2 separate regions of the Mus musculus genome follow, and region 2 is linked to region 1. A link is a contact called in ENCODE Hi-C or POLR2A ChIA-PET data. All regions are on one chromosome and are shown on one strand. Each heading gives the region's core, a stretch centred on a gene start or an enhancer-like site at or near the end of the contact. The rest is flanking DNA. Distances are from core to core; before and after follow the strand shown. Region 1 has its middle 31 kb from the start of Smndc1. Region 2 overlaps Rbm20 (RNA binding motif protein 20).

What was found. A loop is a pair of places that touch in the nucleus more often than their neighbours do. ChIA-PET counts read pairs that join two places held with the same protein, here RNA polymerase II (POLR2A).
Region 2: a map of regulatory T cell shows a loop between it and region 1 (2.5-fold over the local background). The contact joins two enhancer-like sites. A Hi-C loop is called at or near these places in 2 of 37 maps with a recorded cell type or tissue (T-helper 17 cell and regulatory T cell). POLR2A ChIA-PET finds 5 or more read pairs at or near these places in 1 of 5 experiments (embryonic stem cell).

What each region holds. Positions count from the first base shown.
Region 1 is chr19:53,418,734-53,424,676 of GRCm38, forward strand. No RefSeq gene overlaps it. Among named protein-coding and RNA genes, the nearest start is that of Smndc1, 31 kb to the left of the region's middle. Within about 2 kb of position 2,766, at least 2 of the 3 ENCODE cell types and tissues checked have a DNase peak (open chromatin) inside an H3K27ac peak, as active enhancers do.
Region 2 is chr19:53,797,622-53,804,308 of GRCm38, forward strand. All of the region lies in intron 1 of Rbm20 (RNA binding motif protein 20), which reads left to right. Among named protein-coding and RNA genes, the nearest start is that of Gm30890, 14 kb to the left of the region's middle. Within about 2 kb of position 2,355, at least 1 of the 3 ENCODE cell types and tissues checked has a DNase peak (open chromatin) inside an H3K27ac peak, as active enhancers do.

The DNA of each region.
Region 1 (5,943 bases), core at 1,516-4,015:
TCGGCCCCATCGTGAACCTGTGGCTCCCCAACACTTCATTCAACTTCTCTGTGTGGTTCTCCAGTGGTGACTGGGGGCCCAGAAGCCAGAGAATATAGCTTCACCTTTCTCACATCTCAGACTGCACCTTCCCACTCCCAGAGACGGAGACGTGTCTGAGCACTGCGCAGGATAAGCACAAACTCCCCACCGTTCACCTCCCAAGCAGCCATGCCCTGTAGCAGGGTGGACCTCGGACCAAGAGTTGCCCAGAGAAGCTTAGACCGTGCTGGCGGTCAGTGTTGAGCATCAGGAGGAGGAGGAGGAGTGGTGGTCTGACAGGGGCAGGACTCCTTGTGCCAACTGGCAAATCAGTCCACGTGTGATTTCAAACTACCTTATAAAGCAAGTAAAAACCCAAAACGTGTTCCAGACTTCAGACCTGACCTTCTTTTTTTCTTTTCATTAGAAAAAAAAAAATCTCATTTCTTCCAGGGTGAGTGAGGATGGCTTTGAACTTCTAGTCCTCCTGCGTCTGTCTACCCCGAGCTGGGGTATGTGTCACTGTGGTCCGTTCTATACGATGCTAGCTGGGCAGAACCCGGGGCCTTATGTGTGCTCTGCCAGCCCGACAGACTCCTCAAGGTCTTTGCTCAGACACCTATAGCAGTGGCCCCATACCTTGAACTGGGATTTTTGCCACTTCCTTAAGCTCTGAGACCAGCGTTGTGGGAGTTCAGGGAATGGAGATTTAAGCTGTGTGGCAGGGTCTCAGCGGGCTTCTTAGAAAAGGTAGTGTGACTGGAACTCTGCGAATCAGGGTCCTATGGCAAACACCGCACTAGCAGTAAAAGATGGACCGACAGAGCAAAGACTTAAGCTGCCAGAAGAAAGTTGGCTTCCGTACACGTATTTTCTAGCTTCGGATTCATCTTTTCTCTGTGTTATATCACTGATGTAGGCAAGAGGAAACAGATTAAGGACTTCTTCCCAGTTTTCACCCCCAAATTTCCATTTCTGTGTGTATTTTGTCATTTTTCTTAGAGGAAGTGAACACTCAGACCCATAGTCAAGCTTTATGGCAGAAGACTCTGGTAAGGATGGAGACAACGTCTGTAAGAAAACTACTGCAGATGAAGGGTTGGCCAATGGTGGCTTGCTGGACAAACCTGGCCTGCTTTCTGTTTTTGTCAATAAAGTTTTATTAGAACACAGCCTCCCTCATCATTTCCATACTGTCTGAGGCTACTTCCACACTCCAACGGGAGAGCTGAGTAGTCGGGGTGTAAGAGCGTCAAGTTTGACACTCTCCACTAGATGGCGCCACTAGAGGGGGGTCCAAGGATTGAATGTCTTAAAGAAAATTGGGCCTGGCTTCATGTCAGGCAGTTCATAACTGCCTGTAACTCCAGCTCCAGGAAAACTCAACATCTCTAGTCTCCGCAGCCATACACACATGCATATGTGCACACACACACACACACACACACACACACATGCATATGTGCACACACACACACACACACACACACACACACACACACACACATGCATATGTGCACACACACACACACACACGCATTTTATTCTTTTTTGTTTGTTTTTTGTTTTTGTTTTTCAAGACAGGGAGGGCTTCTCTGTGTAGTCTTGGCTGTCCTGGAACTCACTTTGTAGACCAGGCTGGCCTCGAACTCAGAAATCCGCCTGCCTCTGCCTCCCGAGTGCTGGGATTAAAGGCGTGCGCCACCACACCCGGCCACACACACATTTTAAAGTTGGGGGTCTCACTCTGGCTGTTCTGGAACTCACTATGTAGACCAGGCTGGCCTCAAACTCACAGAAACCCACTTGTCTTTGTCTCTCCCAAGTGCTGGGATTAAAAGTGTGTACCACCACGCCCAGCCATATAAATAAAATAAAATCTATCTATCTTTCTTTCTTTCTTCCTTCCTTCCTTTCTTTTGTTTTTTCTTCTTTTGGAAAACTAAGGAAAAAGAATCACATTTCCTAGTTACAAAAGAACGGAACTCTTCAGAGTGACACTTAGTGCTCATAATAGCAAATTTGTACGGTGCTTACTGTGTGCTAGCCAACATTGTAAATGCTTTACGCATAAGATTATTTAATACTATGATCAGTCCCATTTTAGTCATGAGGAAACTAGGGATACCAAGAGATCAAGTACTGGAGTTCACAGAAGGAGAGCATAGCAGACAGAGGCAGAGTTTCACACTGGGTTGCATTAGCCGCCCTCCCCCGCCGCCACCCCGCCCCCCAGTGCCTCTAAGCCTTTCACCCTTAGGAATCCGAGGCAGTCATTAGTTACTCCCCCTCCTCCCCCCGCAAAGGTATGGAGCCATGCTGGATGGAACCCAGCGTGGAATGCTGTAACAAAGAACCAATTGTTGCTTTCTGCTTGCGCATTGCATTTTCGTCACGGCAAGCAACACACGCGTGTGTGACACCTGCCACTCACCTAGGATCACAACTATTTACAGGGTGCTGACTCTCTTTTGATGCACTGGCCTCTGGAGGAGGAGAGCTATGACAGAGCAAAACCTCTTCCGGAGCAGAGACAAAGTGCTCAAGCCACGGAGCAGTGATCTAAGACAGAGTCACCAGCTGAGTAAGGTGGGAAGGGATGTGGTGGGCCCCTATCAAGACGCTCAGAGACGAGTCAGCCAGGCAGTGAGGGACGGCTCAAGTCAACCCAGGTTGTAGGACTCTGTTAAAAGCCTCTCTCATGATTAACTAGAAAGAATGGGACAGAGGCAGGGCCCGCCCCACACCCATTAGCACCAATCAGCTGTCTTCAACTTCCTGAATAGCCTATCATAGCTCATTTCTTGTCCTCCTGAAAAGGCGATTGGTGCAAGAAAGTTAAAGACTTGGCGGCTGCAAGAAAAGGCAAAAGAATTTCATGCAGATCTTTTCACCTGAGGTGGCCGGGAGGAAGGAACTGGAGCATAGTGAGGGGGAATAAGGCAGTTTCTAGGAGCAGACACCTATCTACCGAACTGAGGTCACTTAGCCCCTGCGCGTGCTGTTCCCTGATGTCCAAGGTCAGACCCCACCTCCAGCTGCTGGGGACTCTGGAAAGCAGAGAAGCTGACTGCTAAGAGGAGGCTAGTCCATAGCTGTTGGTATCAGGGCTCCTCACCCACCCCTTACCCCCAGCAGGAGCCTCGGAGGAGAAAATGGCTTGTACCTCTTTGTGGCATAAATCTTTCACCTCACCTCTACCATCCCAACACTGAGAGAAATAGGAGGAAGGAGGAAGAATTTGGTGGTCAGGGTTCCCTCCTTGTGAGAGTTATACACAGCTGCAGTCATGAAGATGTGGGTGTCAGGTTACAAAAAAGAAGAAGAGGAAGAAGGAGAAGGAGAGGAGAAGGAGAAGGAGGAGAGGAGAAGGAGGAGGAGGAGGAGGAGGAGGAGGAGGAGGAGGAGAAGGAGGAGGAGGAGGAGGAGGAGGAGGAGAAGAAGAAGAAGAAGAAGAAGAAGAAGAAGAAGAAGAAGAAGAAGAAGAAGAAGAAGAAGAAGAAGAAGAAGAAGAAGAAGAAGAAGAAGAAGAAGAAGAAGAAGAAGAAGAAGAAGAAGAAGAAGATATTCCACCTAAACGGGGGGGGGGGGGGGGGGATCGTGTGAATAACAGGCTACTCTCTGCGCAGCGCCATTATTTGGAGGCGAGCCCAGAAGGCAGAAGGACCTGTTCGAGTTCCTTAATTATGCCTTGGTGCCTGCAGTCCTCAGGAGAAACCCATCCTTAGAACCGTGACTGATAGTCTCTCAACCACTAGTGGGCAGGCTAGCTGGGAGTGGGAGTGGGAACGGGGGCAAGATGCCGTCCCAGATCCAATGGGCTGTTAAAGAGCAGCAGAAGACCGAGAACAATCCGAGAGGCCAGTTTGGATGTGTGCCCTTGCTGGATGGAACCTCAGCTCTGAGGAGCAGGACCCCACTCGCCATTCCTCTGTGCTTTAGAGGTTGAAGCAAGCACCCAGCTACATTCAGGCCTGTCTAAGATTTCAGAAATGAGGGGCAGAGGTCATTTATTTCAGTAGTCAAAGTCCAAAATCATATGTCTCAGTTAGCTTTAACTGTCAACTTGACACAGCCAAGAGTCACCCAAGAAGGCAGTCTCAGTTGAGAGACTGCCCAGATCAGATTGGCGGGTAGTCATGTCTATGGGGGTGGCGGATGGTCTCGATTGTTAATTGATAAAAATGGACCCAGCCCACTGTGGGTGACATCAGTCCCTGTGTCGGATGGGTCTTGGGCTGAATAAGAAAGTTCCATTAAGAATGAGCTAGCAAGCAGCATTCCTCCATGGTTTCTGGTTCAAGCTCCTGGTTCAGTTCCTGCCCTGATTCTCCTCCGTGATGAACTGTGACCCGGAAGTGTAAGCCAAGAAGCCCCTTCCCTCCACTAAACTGCTTTTGGTCGGAGTGTTTTATCATAGCAACGGTAAGGAAACTAGAACACTACTCCATGCCATCATTGATTTACCTTAGTGAGTGGCTGCAGGGAGCCCCAGACACCAAGGATCCAGGTCCTGCTCACAGTGACCTTCTCATGTAATGGGCCACACAGAGCTGAAACAAATACATACAAAACTGAACATCACTTTGCTGTGACAGAAGAGGGCCAGGCGCTAGGGGTGAGGTGCCAAAAGCTGAGCGGATGGCTAAGAGGAAGTGGGCAAACCTGGGGGAGGGGGAGTGGCGAGCTGGCGGAGGGGGAGGAGTCTCCGCACACCTGCAGAGCGCACAGCATGGGGGCGCCGAGGCTACCCCGGACCACCCACACTGGGGAGGGGAGGAGAGAGCGCCACACTGAGGCTGGACTCAGTCCGATAGATTTCTCCTGGGACTTCCCCAGGACTACATTCTTTCTCCGCAGCGAAACTTGTTACCAACCTCCCCACACACTCTCATTTCTTAATATTTTCGAACACACAGGGGCATTCCTGTTTCCTGTCTGTGCGTTTCCATGCGGTTGTCGCTGCCCTCCCCATTGCACGGAGCAAAAATACCGGTCTGAAGAAGAGAATGAGACACAAGAAAGACCTTCTGAGGGGGTAGGATCTAATTTGGGATATCCTTCTTCAGAGAGCCCACTTGGTGCTAAAGGCAGAGCAGCCACTATGGAAGAGGGGAGGAGCCGAGGTTCAAGCCCATCCTGCTTCTTGAGTCCCAGCCTACTGGGTCACCGTGAGCAAGTCACAAGCATGTGAGTACGCGCGCGCGCGCGCACACACACACACACACACACACACACACACGTGTCACCTCATGTGTGGCACGAGAGGAATGTACCTGTTAAGGTTTCACACCTGGGACCCACAGATGTGCGTTAGAGGGCTTTAAGAACCCCTCAAATTGTATGTGGAACATCTATGGGTATCATTCAATTCCCATAAAGAGTTAGGGTGACAGAAGCCCACAGTGTTCAGCGCTCAGATATTGGGATCATAGTACATTTACTGCAGATACACAAGTGTTGGAACCTCAGACAGCACTGAGGGGCAGGGGTGACCTAGGGAAGGGAGGTCAGCTACAAACAGGAAGTATAACTCATTCATTTGTGGTAAACTACCTCAGAGAGACGCAGGTAAAAAGATGTGACTCCAGGCGACAGTGATTCGCTGCTTACCTTCCCCCATCCTTAATAAATATTTGTTATAATTTCATTTTGTTTCATAGTCTTATGTTCTTTTGTTAATCAAAGGATGGTTCAAACCGCATGGCTTTGGACCACATGAAGCCCACAACATCCCACCCCTGGGTTTAGGGCGCAACCTAGGCCACCTTAGCCCAGGATGCCTGGACAGGCTGCTGCTTCCTGTTTCTTTTCCTCTCTTTCCCCAACCTCTCCTTCCTTTTTCTTTTTTTCCTTTCATGTGGATTTCAGAGACTGGGGAGGAAATGACCGGAATGAGTGGCCAGGGTGGTGGGACAATGG
Region 2 (6,687 bases), core at 1,105-3,604, 380 kb after region 1:
AAACAATTTGGCTTCTTAGGGAAGTGTGCATTGGAGCCTTACACGACAGAGCCAAGAACGTGGTTTTCCTTTCTGAAGTCTGCTGCCCTCCAGGAAAGTGTCTCAGCTCGAGGGATCGCCGTATCTCAGGTTTCTGAGAAAAATGGGAAAATGTCCCCGAGTCCTAAGGTCAAACGAGTTTCTTAGATTTTAATCTTCATAAAACGAGTGAAATTCTGCCTGAAAACAACAACAACAACAACAAAAAACCAACTGTATATCCGACAAAGCAATTCCAGCCCTGAGTGGTCCAAGCTCATTTTGGCATGGAAGTCCAGAGCAGGCTGGACAGGTCTCACAGAGGAGAGGATTACGTAAGAGGACGCTGGAGTGTTGTACTCACTAAGTCTTCTGATAGAGCTAAGGGAACCGCTGTGCGGAACCGCTCATCCCAGATAACAGGGCCAAAGAAAATTAATAATTTCATACATCCTGGCCCGTCACACAGTCATCCAAACCAAGCCTTGTACACACATATGTTACAATAGCTTCTTTAGAAATAGTCCCAGGATCTTAGTGATAGGCAGTTTGTGAGAATGATGGCGGAATTGGGATGATCACACTCCTCAGAGGACCTACAGCCACTCTGATCTCCAGGCAGTCTGTGCAGAAGCAGGCAGGGCAGGCATTCATGTCAGTGTGTGACAGATGAGGAAAATGAACCTCACAGTTGTCAGATTTCAAAGGTGGATGGCACCTAAGAGGCCCTTTCCTTTCATCCAGCGATTTCATTAAAAACACAAGCTCTGAGACCCAGGGAAGCAGGCTGGCCCACGGGGAGTAAATCTTGGTCTCAGGACCGGCTTGGGGCCTTCTCATGTTTCTTACTAATTTTTCACTCCAGCGTAGCTGTGTTCAGTCCTGAAAGAAACTTAGTCAGGTGTGTGTGTGTGTGTCTGCGTGTGTGTGTCTGTGTCTGTGTGTCTGTGTGTGTGTGTCTGTGTGTCTGTGTGTGTGTGTGACTGTGTCTGTGTGTTGTGGAGAATTTTTGTGAAACTAGTCCTACATCTATGTAAGAAAAGATTCATGTTTATACTTTTATACATAGACAAATAGACAGACACAAGAATAGACCAGGAGATATACAAACCCCCCTGTAATTGTCTCTGGAGAAAAGAGAGTGGGACTGATCTAGGCAGTGTCTTGAAGGGATATTACTGTGTATTAGGGAATTAAACAGGGTCTCAGTAGCTCTCCATCTTGTGTTGTGACAGCACATATGTGCTGCCTAGGTTGGCCTTGTCCACCTAATGTCCTCTGAGTCAAAATGACTATAATAGCATGTTCTGTTCATTTGAGGGGGTGGGGGAATCAATGATGAGGTTTTTTTAGGCTCCTGCTACACACACACACACACACACACACACACACACACACACACACTGGTGTTGGTTTTTTTTTGACACAGGCTTTCTCTGTGTATACTTGGCTATCCTAGAGCTAGTTATGTAGACCAGACTGGCCTTAAACTCAGAGATCCACGTACCTCTGCCTTCCAAGTACTGGTATTAAAGATATGTGCCACTACCACCTAGCTTACTTTTATATTTTTAAAATTCACAACAAACATGAATATTAAATAAATCTCTTCATCTAATATAATAATTTTAAGTCATAAACTGGGCATAGCAACACATGTCTTTAACACTAGTACTTGAGAGGTAGAGGCAGGAGGATCTCTGTGAGTTCAAGGCTAGCCTGGTCTACAGAGTAAGCTCCAGGACAGCCAGGGCTATATACTGAGACCCTTTCTAATTCCCCAGTATACAAGGTCAAGAGACCTTGTTTCAAAAAACCAAAACATCAATAACAACAAAATTAAGTTGTTTATCTTTTACTTTTTTTTTTTTCTTTTTCTGTAGATACGGTCTTAACTATGCAGCCCTCGCTGGCATGGAACTCTCTTTATAGACCAGGCTGAATTCAAACTCACAGAGATCAACCTTCCTATGCTCCCTGAACGCTGGGATGAAAGGTGTGCATCACCACACCTGGTGCATAATTTTATAAAATAAAACGTATTTTAAAAGAAAGAAACATGAGTAGCTGGGAGATGAGGCTCAGTAGCAGACATGTGTTTTCCACATGTCCCCAGCCCTTCAAAACAAAGAAAGCCTTAAAAAAAAGAAAATGATAGGGTATGGGAGAAAGGAAGAGTGAGTATGTTATTCTTAGAGGCTACATTGGCCAAAATTGCCCCAGACTTGCAGGCTGGTTCAACACAGCCTTGCAGATACAAGCAATCCCGAGACAGTTATGGATGTGTAGGAGACTGTACCCTGTCTGTCATGTCACCATGTCACATGGCTGGGCCCCCTGGAAGCCTGTCTTGTGGGTCGCTGGGGAACGCATACTGCTTTCTCTGCACGCATGGATTTATCATTTCCCTCATGCACGTGCTGAGTTCCACTCCTGAGAGGAAAGGCAGTCCCACCCCTGTCAGTTAGAAAACCACCAGGCCCTCTTCGTGAGACTTGCACGCTGTCTGATAAGAGCAGTGCAGAGCACAGGAGACTAAAGGTCACATAGGGAAGTTGGGCCGAAAATAAAGCGCTAGACGCTCCCTTTAGTGACCGTGGGCAGTTATGCAACTAAAAGTCCTTTATTCTGTGGATGACCTCAGGTGGCTCACCATGTCTTTCCTGGTCTTGTGCTTTTCGTTTTCTGTTTGTTTGTTTTGAGACAAAGTCTCACTTACATAGCCGGGATTGTCCTCAAACTCTCAATCCTCCTGCCTCAGCCTCCTGAGTACTGGGTGGAGAAGTGCACACCACTGTCTGACCTATATAGTCTTCTTAGTGTAAACTGGAAATGATCACATTTGAACTCACTACCCATATGGTTCCTCTGGAGACTGATTGTGCGTGGGCGTGGGCGTGGGCGTGTGTGTGTGTGTGTGTGAATGTATGTGCATGCGTGTGCATGTGTGTGTTGCAGCAGTGGGCGACTCCTATTAACCTACCAAGTGAAAAGCCCAGAACAAAAGAGAGAACGCAGGATTATCATCGATGCTATGAATCATCTCGGAGAGCTGTCATGGTGATATGAATCACCCTATGGTAATGTTGTGGCAAAGGCCCAAACACGGGTTAGCAGCAGTGACCCGGTAATCTTGAAATTAGTCACAGAGGCCTAGCCAATGATGATCCAGCAACACCATTGTTTGTGAAGAGAGTGTGCAACAGCCCTCCCTGTCTCCAAGAAGGAAGAGACCCCCCCTGCTGAAGGCTGCGTTCCACTCTCACCCCCGCACCAGCCCTGGGGCTCCAGTCCTGGCTCTGCTCTCTTCAGGAGTTCGACTGGGGTTGGAACAACGAGACTTTTGTATTTCATCAACTTCCCTGGCTTTTGCTTTCCTCCCTGTGTTGGACAGGTGGGTTGTGACCACAAGATGATCTCTGAGACTCCTTGCTTCTCAGATCTATGACATTTAGCTAGAATTTCGAACTTGCAGCCCGCACAGGACCTGGATTGTCAGAGCTAGCATCTTTGTAACCTGGCATTTTGAAACCCGTCTCTGTGCTACATAGCCTGACCCAGTTTCTGAGAGCATTACAGGAAAGTTAGTTTTTCCCCTTTTAATCACCATGTAGTTATGTCATTTATTGCAGTCAGGGCAGACAATGGTACTGGTCCAGTAGGGTGCGTCCAGCCTTTCCACCCCCATTTTCTTTATATCTGGGGCCTTTGCACTCCTCCTGTCTGGTTCTCCTTGAAACACATTGTAAATAATATAAATTATGAATTACAGTGTTGTAGAAAACTTGGGGATGTCTCATAAGTTCATGGCACTTTCACCTGGAGGCATGGTGAGCTTCTCTGAACTCTTCTAAGATCTGCATATGTGCAGTCAGATTTAACTATGGAAAGATGAAGATCTAGGAGATATTTAGCTTCCAGGAGACAGCAGAGGCCCGACCCCTGAGCTGCAAGTTGCACTTGGGTCTCCTGTGAAGTCGTACCCACAGTGAACAGTAACTCCTGCCTGGCTTCATTAATCTCACCTGGACTATGGTTTATATCTTAGCACAAACAAGCAAGGGCGCATTTGTTACAGTCTGGAAAGTGAGCTGAGTTGAACTCAAGAGTGGTTTTAAATTCCCGAATCGCTTCTCTGGGAAGCCATCGTGCTCACTGTGAACAAAGTTGGTTTTGTTGGTTGGGCACTGACACGCTCCTGGCTTGTCTGCTGGTCAGGGGGACATCACCAGGGACGAGCATGTGGCTGCGCTGTACAGGGCCACAGCACGGACCTTCAACAGCCTTGCAATGTGCTGTTGCCTGGTTGAGGTCACCCAAGGGCTGTTGCCACTATCTCTGCAGCTTGAGCCTCTCTCCACCTCTGCTCTCTCCTGACAGAAGCTGCCCACCCCCTGCCTGCCCTTCCCTTTCTGTCTACTTTCACATCTCCACATTCTTAGCTTCCTTGTTTGTTGGCAGAGCTCCCATGCTGCCTGTTCTCAGGGTGACAATGATAAGGATAATATTAGCAGCGATAACACAACGGCAGGAATAATAATAGCAGTGGTTACTTGCTGGGTGGTAGGAACTGGGCTAAATACGGTATGCACCCTTCCACTCTCAGAACAAGCCTGGATACATCTGTCTTCCTTTTAATGATGAGGACCTAAGGCCTTATAGAAGCTGAGTACTGGCCCAGAGAGACTAGCTTATGAGAGGTAAAATTAGGATGGTTCTAAGTCTCAAACCTGTCTCTGAGCATAGCCCCTGCTCCCCAGTTGTGATGCAATCACATTATCATGACTGACACTTCGCTGATATGGCTGAACCAATGACTTCACTCATTTTATCCTGACTCTCAGTGGCAATGAGAGCATCCAAACATGTGACTGTTTCCTAGAATGAAGATGGTTCTCTTCACACAGAAAATGCCCTCCCCAAGAACAGCCTGCAGAACGCTATAACTATGTGGGACCTGGCAGTTTCCAGGACGCCCAGACAGCGCTTTCTTTACCTGTGTGGGCCTTAAAGGGAAAGAGTGTAATGTGGGTGTTTGTTTGTTTATTTGTTTTTCAAAACAAAATAGGCACACTGTTTCGGCGGGGGGGGGGGGTGGGGGGGGGGGAGGGCAAGAACATCCCTGCAAATTTGGAGATAGTTTGGTCTCCATAGCTAGCACCAAGAGACCCAGGGCTAATGGCAAGATCCTGTCTCTAACTGAGTGCATACACAGGTATGCTGAGGTGCAGGGAGGTGAGCCTTTTCCTTTCTCACTGTCACATGGCTGACGAGAGACGGGTTGAGATGAGGACCCGTGGCGCCTGAGCCCTGCTCCCACTCATCCAAGGACAGCCCACGGCCACACAGGCACCCACTCTGATCTTGCATTGCCACCTTGCTGAGCAGAAGGATCAAGCAATGTTATCCCTTTTCAGTGAAGATCTTTCCTCTTAGAAGAATATGTTATGCAGATGTTCTTAAAATCACTGTAAAAATATTTGAGGAAAAAAACCATCTAATTGATTAATCAATTTTTTAAAAGATTTATTTATTATTATACATAAGTACACTGTAACTGTCTTCAAACACACCAGAAGAGGGCATCAGATCTCATTATGGGTGGTTGTGAGCCACCATGTGGTTGCTGGGATTTGAACTCACGATCTTCGGAAGAGCAGTCATTGCTCTTACCGGCTGAGCCATCTCACCAGCCCTAATTAGTCAATTTTTGTTGACAGAGGTACATATGCCATGGTACAGTCAGAGGCATTTGGTAGAACCTGTTTACACTTATCAATCGTATAGGTCTCACGGATCGTCAGGTTTGGTGGCAAGGGCCTTCATCTGTGGAGCTAACTCTGTAGCCTTAGAAAACAGTTTAAGGGCCGGAGAGATGGCTCAACAGTTAAGAGCTCTGGTTGCTCTTCCAGAGGGTCTGAGTTCAATTCCCAGTACTCACATGGCAGCTCACAACTGTCTGTAACTCCAGTTCCAGGGGACCTGAGACCCTCATACAGACATACATACAAGCAACGCACCAATGTATATAAAATAAAAATAAGTAAATAACTATAAAAGGGGGGTTAGAAATAGTTTGAGGGGAGAGAAATTTATTTCAGCTTGCAGCTTTAGAAGCTTCCAGTAATCCTGGTTCACGACATTGTTTTTTGGGGACCTCACCAGGCAAAGGTTCATGGTAGGGAGAGCATGCTGGAACAGAGCTGTTCCTTCATGGAGCCAGAGTACAATATAGATTGGGGCAGGACACCCTTCAGACCCACGTTTCCAGTGACCCCTTCCTTCAGCCAGACCTCATCTCCCAACAACCCTCTTAAATGAGAACTGAGCCAATAAATAGATTAATCAGTTGATGAGGTTAGCACCCTTGTGATCCAATCACCCACCAACAGAGCGACCAGCAGGGACCATACCCACAGGAGTTCCCTTACGGGCAAATGTCTGGCACAAAGCCAGCTCAGTGCTGCAAAAGTCATGTCCTGTATTGAAGGTGTCACAGTCATTGGAAACTGCACAGACCCCAAGACTGCTTCTGCTGCTCATCTGTGTGGAACATCTCTGTGGCCAGAGCTGGATCCCTGCCCCTGAAAAAGAGTCCCTCAGACCACACTCCACCTTGTGGGGGCCTCTCCTCCAAAACCTCACTTTTACCCTGGCTTTGTGGTCATG